2 separate regions of the Homo sapiens genome follow, and region 2 is linked to region 1. A link is a contact called in ENCODE Hi-C or POLR2A ChIA-PET data. All regions are on one chromosome and are shown on one strand. The core of a region is the stretch at or near the end of the contact, and the rest is flanking DNA. Distances in the headings are between cores, read along the strand shown.

Region 1 (5,350 bases), core at 490-2,989:
AAATAACACATAACATTTGTTCTCACAGCTGTATCCTTCAGGGCTGACTTGCCTGTATCTCTCTCTTCTATTTCTGTTAAGTAACCAACAAGCACCATTACAAATTACAAGGCAAAGGACTTGTCTGGCAACAGACTGTTAAAACTCCCCTATACTTATCCCATGACTTTCCAGCCCCTTTAATACAAGACATTTTTCTCTTTCAAAAATGGGTCAGACCAAAACAATACAGAAAATCTTTAGAACAACATTTTAAAAATAATTCTAAACCCGGGCCGGGTGTGGTGGCTCATGCCTGTAATCCCAGCACTTTGGGAGGCTGAGGCAGGTGGATCACTTGAGGCCAGGAGTTCGAGACCAGCCTGGCCAACATGGTGAAATCCTCTCTGTACTAAAAAAAATACAAGAAATTAGCCAGGCGTGGTGGTGCATGCCTATAATTCCAGCTACTCAGGAAGCCGAGGCACAAGAATCACTTAAACCCAGGAGGCAGAGGCTGAGGCACGAGAATCGTTTGAACCCAGGAGGCAGAGATTGCAGTGAGCTGAGATTGCGCCACTGCACTCCAGCCTGTCTCAAAAAAAAAATAATAATAATTCTAAACCTGTATAACACTCAGTGAGATCTTCTTAAGTTAACTCGATACTTTCAGCATTTTCTTACTTTTATATTCATCTATTTGCTTTGGTTTGGAAACTTCTTGGCAGTTATTGCCCAGTTTTGCAGGAGTTAATATTTCAACATATAGGTTTTTATATACATGGCATGTGAGTATTAGGTCATCTAACTGCTGAGTCTCGATGTCCTCATGTGTTAAAGATCATTACACTTCCTTACAGGGTGGTCATAAGAATTTTAAGCATACAGTTATGTAAGATGCCCAGTTTAGTGCTTAGTACCAAGTTAGAAATTATTTTCTAGATTCCTGGCAACTCGCGTATCATCTCCAAGCTTATTTACTTCCCACGTAGGCTTTTCTCTTCCTTGCCTTTATTTCTAAGTCAAGAACTTGGTCTGGGCATAGTGGCTCATGCCTGTCATCCCAGCACTTTGGGAGGCCGAGGCAGGCAGATCACCTGAGGTCAGGAGTTCAAGACCAGCCTGGCCAACATGGTGAGATCTCCTCTCTACTAAAAATACAAAAATTAGCCGGGCGCGGTGGCAGGTGCCTGTAATCCCAGCTACTCAGGAGGTTGAGGCAGGAGAATCACTTCAACCCGGGAGGTGGAGGTTGCAGTGAGCCGAGATCACGACACTGCACTCCAGCCTGGGCGACAGAGCTGTACTCCATCTCAAAAAAAAAAAAAAAAATTCACTCCTCACAACTGTGCTTTCTAACAGTTAGTTAATTTACATTTCTAGTTTCTCATCCTCTGAATCAACAGGAAGAAGCCTGAGAAAAGGTGGGGAAGGTCTAGTTGTTAATAGCATTTGTTTCCTTGCTGGGAAATCAAACCCCCCTGTCTGGGTCCATCTGCCAGAGAAAACTTAAAACAAAAAGTTTTAAAGTTCTAAAATAAGACAAGATTCTGTTTATTTTTCCTTTTTGTCTTCTTCATTTTGAGCAAACATCATCCTACCGCCTCCCATCTGTCTCTTTATTTTTTCATGGTCTACATTTAATGCCTAGTAGATGATGGCTCTGTTTAGCAACTTTAGCAGTAATCTTTTTTTGAAAACTGCTCTACCTGCAAAGTTTAAAAGTGATCTGTATGGCACAACAGCAAATGAACCTACCAAAGCATCATGCTGAAATTCTGTGCATATGAGGAAGTGCTTTCTCTTTTGTCATCCAGATGTTACCTGTCTTTATCTGGGCGGTTATGCCCCTGTTAGAATGCTGTGCCTCTCTAGTATTCAAATGTCGTGTGCCTGCCCTTACTGGAAGGCCTGCTATTGTATGTGTGCCCCGGCTGCTGACCATACACTTGTTCCTTTTTACTAGGAAAAGAAACCAAGGGAAATTTCAATCGAACAGTTACCACCGGTGGATTTTTCATTCCAGCAACAAAGATGCACTCCACCGGCACCGGCAGCTCATGTGACCTCACCAAGCAGGAGGGCGAATGGGGCCAGGAGGGGATGCCTCCCGGGGCTGAGGGTGGCTTTGATGTGAGCAGTGATCGCAGCCATCTCCAGGGCGCTCAGGCCCGGCCCCCACCGGAACAGCTGAAGGTTTTCCGGCCTGTTGAGGATCCGGAGAGCGAGCAAACAGCCCCAAAGATGTTGGGTATGTTCTACACTTCGAACGACAGCCCTAGCAAATCCGTCTTCACCAGCAGCCTCTTCCAGATGGAGCCCTCGCCGCGTAACCAGCGCAAGGCGCTGAACATCTCCGAGCCCTTTGCGGTATCTGTGCCGCTCCGCGTGTCCGCAGTCATCAGCACCAACAGCACGCCGTGCAGAACACCCCCGAAGGAGCTGCAGTCTCTTTCCAGCCTGGAAGAGTTTTCTTTTCATGGATCAGAGAGCGGAGGCTGGCCAGAAGAAGAGAAACCGCTGGGAGCTGAGACTTCTGCAGGTAAGTAGAGGAGAGAGGGTATCTTTCCGTTGCAAGAGAGAAAAACCAGACTTAAATTTGCTTGAGTTTGCAAGGCAATATAGTGCGGTGGTTAAGCCTGTGGGCTCTAGAGCCCGATTGGGTACAAATCCACGCTCTGCCATTTTACTGCGTGATCTTCAGCAGGTTAATGTAACCACTCTGTGCCTCGGTTTCTTAATCTGTAAAATGGGAATAATTATGTTAATAATACCTTTTTCATAAGTTTGTTGTAAATATTAAATTATTTAATACATATGAAGCTCTCAGAACAGTGTCTACATACAATAAGTATATAATAAATATTACCTATTATTATTTTATTTGCTCACAGAGTGAGAAGGCAGGAGAAAAACTCACAGAATGGAATGCAGAGCTGCAGAGCTGGAATTGGGGATTCAGTTCTTCCAGTCTCCTTCTCTTTCCATCCACCCATCCTTATTTCTACTTTATATTTGCAGACAACATGGCTAGCAACCCTAGCAACGAGAAAGAGCATCCCTCTCCCAATTTTCTGATATCAAATGCAGGAAGGATTCTGATTGGATCTGCCTGAGTCCCATGCCCAGCCTTGGACCAATCACTGTTTCCAGCTAATTGGGTTCTGAGATTGGCCAGACTTGAGTCTCTGGGTGTGTCTGGAGTGAAGAGAGTTTCTTTAATTAACAAGCAAACATGGGCCACATAAAATGGAAGCAGGGAGAACCCCAAAGGAAAGGGTGGCTGACAATCAAACCAACAAATGTTTATTGTGATTTAGGAATGTTTCTTTTCCGTTAATATTAGTCATTTTCAGCACCTATTAGGTTGTCAGGCACTCTCCTAAGTGTCCTGCAAATATTATCTCATTTCTCCCCTCTATCCTATGATATAGATAGTCACTATTATCCCCATTTCCTTAAAGAGGAATGGTTTATTTGCTGAATCACTCATAGCAAGGAAGTGGAAACACCAGGATTTTAATCCAGACTTTAAAAAAATCCATGCTTGTAACACTATACCACGCTCCCTCCTGTGTTCACTATGGGCTGTGGAGTTAAAAGATTGTTAAGACATGATCCCTTCCCCACAGTGAGCTCAAAAACTAAGAAGGGAAATTGAAACTCTGCACTGAAGTTCAGCACAGGGTCAGCCTATGGAAGCAGCATAAGAGCCTCCTCAGGATTTTTGGAATTAGGGAGGGGTTAGGTACCCAAAGCATCATGAAAGAGGTGTTCCTAACAGATGGCAAGGGCATGAAGGAGAGACAGTCCTCTCAGGAGGATTCCAGGAAGATTTAGAAGAGGTGACATTTGGACTGAGCCTTCATAAATGGGTAGGGTTTCTCCATGCAGAAAAGAAGAGAAAGGGCATTCTGAGCAGCTACATGTTGTGGGAAGTATGTAGGTTTTGGAACCCAACTGGGCTGATTCGGATGCTAGCTTTACTGCTTTTTGTCAGTTTGGCAGTGGGAAATTTTGGAGCCTGTTTCTCATCTGCAAAGCTGGGGAGACTCCTATCCCAAAGGCTGTAGTGAGGTCTGAATGGGAAAATGTCCATAAAATACCTGTCCATAGTTTGGCTCACAGAAGATGTGAGTAAATATTAGTCCCTTCCTCCCATTTCCTTTCAGGATGGGTACGCAGATGAGCAAATCTCGGGGTATCAAGTGATGCCTTGTCTGGAAAACGATGTCATGGGCTGGTGTGGGTCATGGGCAGCAAGATGTCATGGGCAGCAGGATGAGGGATAGGGGAGGGAGTGAAGGCTTTGAGGAAAACAGTGTTTCCAAAGGCTTTTGTGAGATTTGTTATCCTCTCTGGAAGAATAGGTCTCTGGGCCCCATGGGGTCTTTTAGAGACAGTCTGTTATCCGTTTTTCCCCCTCTCTCCTCTCTATAAATAAGAATACACATTTTGTATTAAGTTGGTCTGGGAAAGACACTAATGGAGACTCCAGCCTGCCTTCCTACCTGTGGCCAATGGGCAGTCAGGGCAGAAAGAGGGGCCTTGTGGAAGGCAGCCATCCAGATCTGAGACTGAGGGTGGAAGGGGGCTGCTGAGAGGCTCAGGGGCAACAGGTCCCCTCACCCTGCTCTCTGACGGGGTGAGGTTAACTTCAGTGTCTTATCTTCTTCCATGATTATTCCATGTGGAGAACTTCACCTTCATTAATTAAATATTTTTCTTTCTGTTGTGCAGTAGCAGGGGGCAAAAGAAAAAGAATTAAAGGCAATTTTCCAGGTTACCCAATTAAACTTTTAGTTGCTCTGGTCAAACCAACTCTCCCACTTTTGGCCAATCTAAGTGAAATTCCAGTGTGACCCAAAGCGTAGAGATACCGAGTAAGTAGTGCATTTTAACTAAAGTTAAATGATTGTAAATACTGATTACTCTGAATGAAAAAATTGAAGGATTAATCAATGTAATCATCATGGTTGATTATCTGACTTTTACCTGATTCAAGAGCATGTCCTGCTAACCTCATCCTCAGCTGGTGGGGAGAAAGGACAACAAACCGAATCCTTCTGAAAGTGAAGGATGAGCTTATGGGCTGGTTTAAAAATTACAACCGACACTCTCTGCATCCCCTTCTAGAAACGCTTGTTAAGGAAGATCAGAATAAACATATAGCTTTACAGAAACTTGATAAATGAAAATCCAGAATTTCCCTAAGAGATATTAGGAGTTGCCCCATTCTTTTACTAAAGAACTTACAATAGAATTCTCTTAGTTCTATTTTAGTGCATCTGAAATATGATTCTATAACACCTACAAAAATTTGTTTTGCCCTATTTTTTTTAATCAGGAGCAAGCCTACCTTATAAACTCA
Region 2 (4,998 bases), core at 2,071-4,570, 230 kb after region 1:
AATAAGGGCCCTGCCAATTCCCTTGAGCCCTTCTATAAGGCACTATTTCATTCATGATAGTAGAGCCTTCATGACTTAATCCCTTCCCTCAAAGGCCCCACCTCTCAGTACTGTTGCACAGAGCATTCAGTTTAAACATGAACTCGGAGGGGACACAAACAAAAGATAGCCGTATATGATAGATGCATTTTGGCTCATTCAAGATCATCCCACCATGAATATGTCAGCAAACAAGGGGAAGTAAAACATTAGTATTACAAAATAACAAAAACTAACATTACTGAATGCTTCCTAGGCACAGGCACTGTCCTGAGAAGTTCATACATATTAACCCACTTATTTCAGACCTAGGGTATCTATTTTTTTTTTTTTTTAGACGGAGTCTTGCTCTGCCGCCCAGGCTGGAGTGCAGTGGTGCAATTTCTGCTCACTGCAAACTCTGCCTCCTGAGTTCAAGCGATTCTCCTGTCTCAGCCTCCTGAGTAGCTGGGATTACAGGCACCCGCCACCACACCTGGCTAATTTTTATATTTTTAGTAGAGATGGGGTTTCACCATGTTGGTCAGACTGGTCTCAAACTCCTGACCTCAGGTGATCCACTCGCCTCGGCCTCCCAAAGTGCTGGGATTACAGGCGTGAACCACTGCGCCCAGCCAAGTGTCTATTTTTATTATCCTCAATTTGCACTTGAGGAAACTGAGGACCTGAGATTATAGGTGATCTGCTCCTGGGCACACAGCCACTAAGAGATAGAGCCAAGATTCCCAACCACACTGCTGCTCTCTGGGGTTTTTGCCCATTGCACCTTCTGCCCTCTGGCCAGTCTCTGTTGTGCTTTGGTTTCCTAGTGCATCACAGCCTCGTGGAGTTTCACTTGAAGGAACTGAGAAACAAGGACACCAACATCGAGGTTACCTTCCTTAGCAGTAACATCACCTCTTCATCTAAGATCACCATGTACGTAAGTGTCCCACCTGGTTGACTCCTCCCCTTAGGAGTTGGTTACTTTTTCATTTTACACACATGGACATCCCAGGTCAGGGACTGTGTGATTGCTGATGCATGGGCCCAGCCGGCTTGGCTGGGGGCAGCACCTACTATAGATCCAGCCACAGACACATGCTGAGGAGCTGTTCAGTAGTGGGTCCAAGTATAGCAGATTCAGATGAGAGTAGGCAGGGCAAGCAGGCAGCAGGGATGGCATGTCCCAACAGATGGAGAGGACATAGGAATCAGGTCCCTGAGAGGAAACAGTACTCTGGAATCCAGACAGTGCGGGTATCAGGGATGTCAGTAGGGAGGAGGGCCTCAGTCACCAGCCCAGGAAGGGCTAGCCAGAGCCTGGAGAGCACCCACTCCTGGGAAAGGAGAGCAGTTCTGGGTCAGTTACCAGAATGGAATCTGAGGCACAGGGTCAGTCAGCAACGGAGTGCGAGCTGAGGGCCAGACTAGCGGCCAGGAGGGCTTGGTGCTGGGTGATTCCTGAAACTGGGGGTAGTCATTCCCTTCCTTTGTTGGGGCAGACTTGGGCTTGGGGGCTGGTGGGACTACGCTTGAAGTGAGAGGGCAAGGAACCCCAACTGTAGGGAGCCACAGCCTGCAGGGGATAGGAAGTCAGCAGCCATGGTGCATGCTTCTTTAAAAAGCAACCGGTTAGTTATTCACAAGCCAGCGGGAGACAGATTGTCAGATAATGTCACTGTCTCAGTGAGAGTCCGGTCAGGAAAACAGAGGAGGTCCAAGAGAAGGAATTTAGCACAGTGAACTCATTACAAGTGTGTTGGATGAGCTGGAAAACAGAGATGGGGACACAATGCAGAGATTAATCACAACAGGAGCCAATACAACCCTAGGCTAGAGGGACAAAGCAGGAGTGGAGTTGGCAAAGCTGGGTCCACAGGGAAGGCTGCTTGGCAGGAGCTGAACCCATGGGAAGTGCGGCCCCTCTGGAACCCCTGCCCAAAGCAGCCACCCACCTGAGCATGCTTCCACTGGGTTAGACCTCACTGGAACCTGTTGGTGGGGGAACCTGCAGGGGAATAGATCAGTCCAGAGCAAACAGGGAAATGACCAGTGCACACACACTTAAATGAGTGAGCAATGCCCTGAGAGTGACAGCATAGAAGACAGAGTCTGACTGAGTCCAAGGAAATGATGAGCAGGCTTTCCAGGAGCTACCCAGGCCAGGCTTAGAGAGAATGTGACACCTCTGGTGTGTCTGGAGCACAGATTTGGGGTTGTGGGGATGCTGTGAGGCTGGAGAGGCAAGTCAGAGCCAGACCCTGCCAGGCCTTGAAGGACAGGTTTTTATCCTGAGAGTAGTTTGGAGAGCCACTGGGAGTTTTAAACAGGACAGTGATGAGATCAGATGTGAGTTTGGAGATATTTCTCGGGTTGGGATGTTGGACATGAACTCTGCTGTGAGGCACTACAAGTTTCTGCTGGAAGGAGTGCATTTCACTCCCAAAACCGTGGCCACTAGCTGGTGTTCCTTCTGGCTCACCCAAAGTCACACAGCTAGGTACAGCCATCAGGATTCCAGCACAGGCCTGCAGGTGCCCACAGAGCCTTGCAGATTGTGGCTGGATATCAGTAAGCCAAGTACCTTTCATTAGACCCGCTCAAGGTTGTGCTACTTCTAGAAGGGTGTTTTCATCATCTTCTAGCCCATTGGTAGGTCCAGCAACACTGGCAGGAGTCATGAAAATGACCCACAACCCTGACTGCACGTTAGAATCACCTGGAGAGCTTTAAAAAATACTGACGCCAAGCCCCCCAACCCAGACCAATCACATCAGGGTCTCTGGGCATAGGCTCCACAGCTACATTTTAAAAGCTCCCCGAGTAATTCCAGTCAACATCCACAGATTAGCGCTTCCTCCTCCATGAAGAGGTTCACATAACTCTTTTGAAGAAGGCACCAGAACATGATTCACTTCTTGCAGATCAGAAATTGGGGGAAAAACGGGGAGGTTATGTGTGGTCTTTTTCCAAATTTCTATAGCTTTATGCGACGCTAAGATTTCCTTCTAATTGGAGAATTAACCTGGGCCAACTCCCCAAACCACTCACTTAAAAGATTTTTCATATTCCTTGTATTTTACAAACTCTTCAGTCTAAGCTTAAAGGAAACAATCTTATTTATTCCCTCTGTAATATTTCAAAAGACTTGTGAATTTAAAAAAAGAGGGAATGGTTTTTAAACAAAATTATACATGATCTTCCCTCAGAAGGAAAAAACAAGTGATATGACTAACACTGGACTAAAAAGAACACAAAGAGGCCCTATCACCACTCTGCGAAGGCCAGAAAGGAACAGGAAACCCAGTTGGCAAGGGTGGTTCCCCACACCACCCCTGCCCCCGCCGAGAGGAACGCAGCGCCCTCCTTCTTTCCTCTTTTTCAGAGTCCCACTTGGATTCCAGGGAGGATCACAAAGGGCCCCACAAGTCAAATTCCTTCCCTAGCTGGGTGGTGCAGCTCTGCTGGGCGCCCTCCTTGATCCCCCACTCACCACCCTCAGGATCTGCTGGCTGGGCTGTGCCTTGCACTCAGCGTGAAGACTTTCCTCATTGAATCTCACGATTTTTTGCTTTTGTCTCCAGTACCTAGTACCTAGGGGGTACCACAGCCCTTTTGGAAGCACCCTGCTAGGTTGATCACTTCATACTCCTCCCTCATCTTTGTCTCAGTCCAAAGTGGTGCCTGAATCTTTAAACATAAAGGGAATCTGGGGGGGCAAAGCCAAGAGGCTGGGTTAAGACAGAACTGGATGCCATTTTCACTCTGAGTCTCCTCAGCTGAAGTCAGTATGAACCAAACCCTACGGTTCAAGTTCATAGCAGCATGTAGGGAAGCTGGAACTTACACCTAGTTGCTATGTGACTCCACAGCCACCTTGCCAGCTTAGGTAACTTGTCCAAAGCCATACAGCTGGGAAGACAAACCTGGGTTCCACCCAACTCTGTCTGCGCTTCATGATGTTTTCTTGTTGCTGTTTCCACCCACACATTCATACTTAGCCTAAAACAGAAAAGTCCTTACACAGAATTCTTTGAAAAGGAATGTCCTAAAAGAGGGTTTCTACTTCTGGGTAATTAGATCTGAAGGTGAAGATCTCCTCCAGCTAGGAATCCAAGAACGAGGAACAGTTTTTCCAGATATGAAAATCCAGGAGCTACTATTTTGTTGCAGTGTCCACTTGTTTATTCTAAAAAATCAACAACTACTTTCTTGGTCATATTCAAAGCTGTAGGTGTGGGCAGAGGGGCTGGTGAAGGTGACACAAAGGACTGTGGTAAGGAGCTAACCCCTTGGTGCATGACAGCCAACCAGTGCCACCAGCAGAGCCCGATCGGAGCCAAAGGGGAAGTACAGGTGGTAAGGGCTACAGTCATTTACTTTCCCTTTACCCTTTTCTTGCAGACCTAAGCAGCAACGCTATGGGAAAGGAATCATAGCCCATGCCACCCCACAATGCCAGATAAACCAAGTGAAATTCAAGTTTCAGTCTTCCAACCGAGTTTGGAAAAAAGACCGGACTACCATTATTGGGAAGTTCTGCACTGCCCTTTTGCCTGTCAATGACAGGTAAGCCCCAGTATTCACCTCTGCACCAGATGCACTCACACATCAAAGACCAGTCTTGGCATTAGATGTGCTGCCTATTGAGGTTCAATCTCATCATAGTGATTATCATCTTAGAAGCAGAGATGACAGACACCCGGTGTTTTCCAGAACCTCCTGTGGGACCATCTTGGGTTGGGGAAATTCCACTGTATTTGTTCTGCATATTTGGTTTCTATGTAAGATTTTATTAGAACAAAGTTTTCTCATTGCATATTTTCTCCTCTGTGGCCTCCACTCCAACTGTGTCATGGGTCACATTCATGGGTGTGGATCCAGAATCCACATCCCCTTTCCCTTCCTCTAAAGGCATTTATGTCATTAACCTTACCACCCCTGGGCACTTGGACCACAGGAACTGGCTCTTAATTG

Evidence for each region. A loop is a pair of places that touch in the nucleus more often than their neighbours do. ChIA-PET counts read pairs that join two places held with the same protein, here RNA polymerase II (POLR2A). Pooled maps may share reads with other maps.
Region 2: a pooled map shows a loop between it and region 1 (2.6-fold over the local background). The contact joins two enhancer-like sites. A Hi-C loop is called at or near these places in 1 of 37 single-sample maps with no recorded cell type and 4 of 50 pooled maps. POLR2A ChIA-PET finds 5 or more read pairs at or near these places in 2 of 52 experiments (OCI-LY7 and WTC11).

The regions. Positions count from the first base shown.
Region 1 is chr3:119,399,877-119,405,226 of GRCh38, forward strand. It overlaps ARHGAP31 (Rho GTPase activating protein 31), which reads left to right. Exons shown (of 12, transcript NM_020754.4): 10 at 1,946-2,521. It overlaps LOC124906273 (a long non-coding RNA gene), which reads right to left. Exons shown (of 2, transcript XR_007096027.1): 1 at 4,491-5,350; 2 at 1-2,721. Among named protein-coding and RNA genes, the nearest start is that of TMEM39A, 61 kb to the right of the region's middle. Within about 2 kb of position 1,740, at least 2 of the 41 ENCODE cell types and tissues checked have a DNase peak (open chromatin) inside an H3K27ac peak, as active enhancers do.
Region 2 is chr3:119,624,276-119,629,273 of GRCh38, forward strand. PLA1A (phospholipase A1 member A) reads left to right here. Exons shown (of 11, transcript NM_015900.4): 9 at 849-957; 10 at 4,426-4,590. Among named protein-coding and RNA genes, the nearest start is that of PLA1A, 29 kb to the left of the region's middle. RefSeq lists an enhancer at 1-49. Within about 2 kb of position 3,321, at least 15 of the 41 ENCODE cell types and tissues checked have a DNase peak (open chromatin) inside an H3K27ac peak, as active enhancers do.